2 separate regions of the Homo sapiens genome follow, and region 2 is linked to region 1. The links are chromatin contacts, found by Hi-C or POLR2A ChIA-PET in ENCODE. All regions are on one chromosome and are shown on one strand. Each heading gives the region's core, a stretch centred on a gene start or an enhancer-like site at or near the end of the contact. The rest is flanking DNA. Distances are from core to core; before and after follow the strand shown.

Region 1 (2,510 bases), core at 6-2,505:
CTATTATCTTTTAATTTATACAGTTTCAAAATATTCCAATGTTTAGTATATACCCTAGAGGTGTTTCAGTGACAGTAGAGGAGGTGGCTTTCTAGGTAACAAGAGAATCCTGCAACCACAGAAACATGTACCAAAATCCAGGAGGTCATCGGCATCCCTGTGAGCTAAGCCGGACGATGGAGTCCAGGGTGTTCCCTTGAATCCCCATGAAACTGAGGCCCTAGGAGGTCATGGGCATTTGCCATGCACCATTCTAGGTCTCACTGGTGCTGGACGTCTCCAAGCTGAACTGAAGTGATCTCTGCTGCCAGCCGGGGAGCCTGGATGTCTCACCAACAAGCCCTTCCTTATTTCACTGATCTGCCATTTTTAATGTCCAGTCATCATGCTTGGAATGCCTGGTTATAGTCCCCATGACTACACATCCATGTGGCCACACATCCTGCACTCAACATGGATGGCCTCTTGGAACGTCTCCTGTTCTCAGAGGAGACGTTCAGAACACACTCCTCTGAGACTCAGAGGAGTCTCAGAACACACAGAGCCTGGAGGAATGGGGACTGTTGGCAAAAGTAGATCTAATGTGTCCCTCAAGGTGAACAAAAATCTTTGAAGAGATTACTTGATTAACAAACAAGTGCTGGGCGCGGTGGCTCATGTCTGTAATCCCAGCACTTTGGGAGGCCAAGGTGGGCTGATCATAAGGTCAGGAGTTCGAGACCAGCTGAGCCAGTATGGTGAGACCCCGACTCTATTGAAAATACAAAAATTAGCCGGGCGTGATGGTGCACGCCTGTAATCCCAGCTACTTGGGAGGCTGAGGCAGGAGAATCGCTTGAGCCCAGGAGGTGGAGGTTGCAGTGAGCCGAGATAGAGCCACTGCACTCCAGTCTGGGTGACAGAGTGAGACTCTTGTCTCAAAAAAAAAAAAAAAAAAAAAGTTACAATAGCCAGTAAGTACAGATCAGGTGCAGTCCTGGGAGGAACAGCAAAACAAAAAGTGAAACAGAAGCAGCAAAAGTCCCAAGGCTGAATAATCAGGGCGTTCCATCCAAATAAGGTAATTGTAAACACTGTAAAAGCAGCAGCCAAATGGAAAGCAATCACAATTAGTTGCTCAAAGAATGTGAGTGAGTTAAAAGGTCCTCCCCCAAAACCTTAATAGATCTGGGGAAAGCAGTGATAGTCAATCAGGGGTCTCTGGCTGCCATAGTACTCACCAGTAGTGAAGGGAAACTGAAACCAACGAAGCAGACAAACCTCTGAGTCATGGCACCGGAAATGTTGACGGCTGTTGTAATACCTTGGTTCTTGACTTCTTCATTTAAAAGAATTTAAACAAGAAACACGCAGCAAAGGAGATGAAGTACAAAGCAATTTATTACAAAGGAAAAATATTATTTTGAAAGTTAAGTGCAAAATAAACTGTACACCCTGAGAGGATTCAGGGTGGGCTGCTCCTAAGGATGAGACAGCATTGATCACTGCTGGAGAAACTCCCTTTATGGGAGTCTTACATGATTATTCACAGGAGGTGGGTGGGAAGAGGTGTTACTAGCAAGCATGTTCTGGGCGGTCTTCTGGGTGCACGTGTGCAGTAGCTGTACATGCTTGTTCATACATCTCATGACTCATTAGCATCTTAAATCTCCACCCAGGGCTGTGTTTTTTTTCACTATTGTGATGAGCAAAGGGTCAGTCTGAGAACAGGTGGAAATGCACGTGTTCTGTACAGGGTAAACTCCCTATTGGAGATAGCTTTGCTTGAATGAGCTGGACTACAATGTGAATGCTAGAGTTTATTGTGTTGATTGTGTGGTCATCACCAGTCGCTATGTCCCGAGGACATGTTTACTTTTTTCATTACCTATACTTCCTCAATTCCAACACCTGCCTGAGCTTACACAGGCAAATAAATGACTCATTTCAGCACCACCTTAGAGCTTATTCAGTGCAGCCTTTGACATCCCTCAGAGGAGAAGTTTTCCAAGCATGATTTTATTTTGTAAAGCCTCCGTTTTTTCAGCCTGCAGAGCTGAGACATTGATAATTTTATTCTCAAATATTTAGAGACTTTCTTATAAGATTTTCACATCTTGGTAACAAATTTCACTTACAAAATTTGCCAGAATAGGCAAAAGGAAAGAGACAGCAGGAGGGATCACTAAGATTTTTCTTTCCTGTGGAGTATTTTACTGTTCCTGCTTCTCTTTTCACTTTCCTGGGCTTGGGGGAAGGGCAGCTCCCTCGGACCATGAAAGAAAAATGGTAATACGGAAACATCTGTCTTTATCGCCTCCCCCAACCCTTCCACTCTGCTCTGGCTGTGCCCATTCTCCCTCCCACCCCCTGGCCCATAAGCCTTTTCCTTCTCCCAACCTCACCGAGAGCCCAAACTCTCACCTACAGCTGGCTCCTCAGTGGGAACTGAGTCATTACCTGCTAAAGGGTAGAAGAGGAGAGAGAGAGGCCAGAGCCTGGGGATGGGGCAGAAGGTGCGGCAGGAAGGA
Region 2 (2,510 bases), core at 7-2,506, 490 kb after region 1:
AGTTTGAGACCAGACTGACCAACATGGAGAAACCCCGTCTCTACTAAAAATACAAAATTAGCCGGGCGTGGTAGCGCATGCCTGTAATCCCAGCTACTCGGGAGGCTGAGACAGGAGAATTGCTTGAACCCAGAAGGCGGAGGTTGCGGTGAGTCGAGATCGCGCCATTGCACTCCAGCCTAGGCAACAAGAGCGAAAGTCCGTCTCAAAAAATAAAATATAGATGGCCGCATGCGGTGGTTTACGCCTGTAATCCCACCACTTTGAGAGGCCGAGGCGGGCGGATCACCTGAGGTCAGAAGTTCGAGACCAGCCTGACCAACATGGAGAAACCACGTCTCTACTAAAAATACAAAAATAAGCTGGGCGTGGTGGCGCATGCCTGTAATCCCAGCTACTTGGGAGGTTGAGGCAGGAGAATCGCTTGAACCTGGGAGGCAGAGGTTGCGGTGAGTCGAGATCGCGCCATTGCACTCCAGCCTGGGCAACAAGAGCAAAACTCCATCTCAAAAAATAGATAAATTAGTTAATTAAAAAATAAAAATAAATGATTTTATGATCCTTCCCTCGCCCCTCGAAAGGTGGGGACAGCCTTTAAGACAGAGAGCAAACCAGTTTTCTCTGTTCGACTACAGATCTTTAGGATCTTGGATTTAAGAAAATGACCTCAAAATGTCCGTCAGAGACGTATTCCCAGGAAGAAAGATATTACTTCTACTACAAACCAAATCAAAAGGAAATGAAATTCCAATGCAACAGGAGTGAACTGCCACGCCTACGGGCTGTTCTCCAAACTGCAGCCTCCAGCCACGACTGCAACGCGCAACCCACTTTCATTTCTCATGAGTCAGCGGACACCATGTCTAGGAGGACCGAGGAAAGGCGCTCTGGCCTTACCAGACACGTCGGACGTCTATGACACAGCCCCTCTATCCGTTGCCGGCAGCTGGCGCCAGACTCTCTGGTCGCGGTTTGGAACTGCGCGGGAAGTGGGTGGTGGGCGGGCAAGCGGTAGTGGGTTGTCCCTTGGAGCTGCCCAATCGACGTGCATTATTCTGTTGGCGCACGGCGGCCTTCAATTACCGTCTCATTAACTGATCTCAGCAGCCTGGGAGACACCACCTATTTGAACTCTAAGGGGGCGGGGCTTTGGGTGTGCCTCCGCTCGACTGGCTGCGGTTGTGAAAGACAGCGGCAGAAGCCAATCAGCAAATAAGCTCTTTTTCGGCACACGCAGTCGCTCCACCTGGGTCGCGACCGTTACTGGTGGCGCGCGCGGGGACTTAAAGTAGGTGAGTTCTAGGGGCCTGGCCCACGGCTCCCCGGGAGCCATCTTGGTTCCCCCAGAAGGCGGGAGGGGCGTACCTTGGGTGCGACTGGGCGGAGGTGACTTGGAAGTTCGCTTCTCGGACTGTAATACTCATCCTTACCTGGCGCCCCGCTCCGAGTTTAGGTATGAAGACACAGGGAGACGTCGGGCCACAAGGGAACCCACTGAGGTGGGGACCAAAGATGGTGGCTCTTTGAATTGGAGCCAAGCGTGGTGGGCACCCGCTGAGTTGGCCTGTCATAAAGACGGAGTTGACACTTTATCCATGGGGCATCCTACTTTCCCTACCTGTCAACAGTTTCCCTCTAGAGTGGCATATTTTCAGGTGAATTCCATTTATGCTATTTTCTTTCCATCTCATTTGTTCCTTCATCAGTAGGCTCGGTGATGAGCCTTCCCGAGGGCAGGGTCGATTTCATGTTTGGTTCACAGATGTATACCAAATACTTCAAACAGGTATACCATAACCATTGAATGAATATGATGGACCCTAGGGGAAAGACACGGTTCCCCTAATCCAGTCCTGGAGGTGGGTGAGTGTGAAGGCAGAAATGGAAAGTAATGGTTACAATATAGCGAGAGATCTTAGAGTAAGCACAAATCCATTGACCACTGTGGAACAGGCAGGATACACCAGGAACACGAGAAGGCAGGGAACACGCCAGGAAAGGGTTTGCTGAGAAAGTGACATTTGAGGCCGGGCGCGGTTGCTCACTGCTGTAATCCCAACACTTTGGGTGGCCAAGGTGGGCGGATCACCTGAGGTCAGGAGCTCGAGACCGTGGTGAAACCCCGTCTCTACTAAAAATACAAAAATTAGCCAGGCGTGATGCCGGGCGCCTGTAATCCCAGCTGCTCGGGAGGCTGAGGCAGGAGAATCGCTTGAAGCCTGGAGGCAGAGGTTGCAGTGAGCCAAGATAGCACCACTGCAGTCCAGCCTGGACGACAGAGCGAGATTCCATCTCAAAAAAAAAAAAAAGAAAGAAAGTGACATTTGAACTGAATCTTAAAGGATGGTAGAAGTTGGACCAGAAAACTAGGTGGGAAAAAGCCAAGGAATTGGGCTAAGGCATGAAGATGTGGGAAGACAAGAACAGTGTGTTCGAAGACTGGGGAAAATGTCTGGCTGAACCATAGGCTTTTGCGGGCGAGGGGTAGGCGTTACAAGATGTGAAGTTCA

Evidence for each region. Hi-C counts contacts between places; a loop is a spot of excess contacts on that map. ChIA-PET counts read pairs that join two places held with the same protein, here RNA polymerase II (POLR2A). Pooled maps may share reads with other maps.
Region 2: a map of naive thymus-derived CD4-positive, alpha-beta T cell shows a loop between it and region 1 (5-fold over the local background). The contact joins the promoter of MDC1 here to the enhancer-like site in region 1. A Hi-C loop is called at or near these places in 1 of 168 maps with a recorded cell type or tissue (naive thymus-derived CD4-positive, alpha-beta T cell) and 7 of 50 pooled maps. POLR2A ChIA-PET finds 5 or more read pairs at or near these places in 2 of 52 experiments (PC-9 and naive thymus-derived CD4-positive, alpha-beta T cell).

What each region holds. Positions count from the first base shown.
Region 1 is chr6:31,202,821-31,205,330 of GRCh38, reverse strand. HCG27 (HLA complex group 27) reads right to left here. Exons shown (of 2, transcript NR_026791.1): 2 at 1,363-2,510. Among named protein-coding and RNA genes, the nearest start is that of HCG27, 6.3 kb to the right of the region's middle. RefSeq lists enhancers at 1-695, 696-1,415, 1,416-2,136, 2,295-2,510. Within about 2 kb of position 1,255, at least 33 of the 41 ENCODE cell types and tissues checked have a DNase peak (open chromatin) inside an H3K27ac peak, as active enhancers do; they include PC-9, where a contact is called at or near this core.
Region 2 is chr6:30,716,027-30,718,536 of GRCh38, reverse strand. MDC1 (mediator of DNA damage checkpoint 1) reads left to right here and starts at 1,256. Exons shown (of 15, transcript NM_014641.3): 1 at 1,256-1,292. RefSeq lists enhancers at 364-1,111, 1,860-2,510.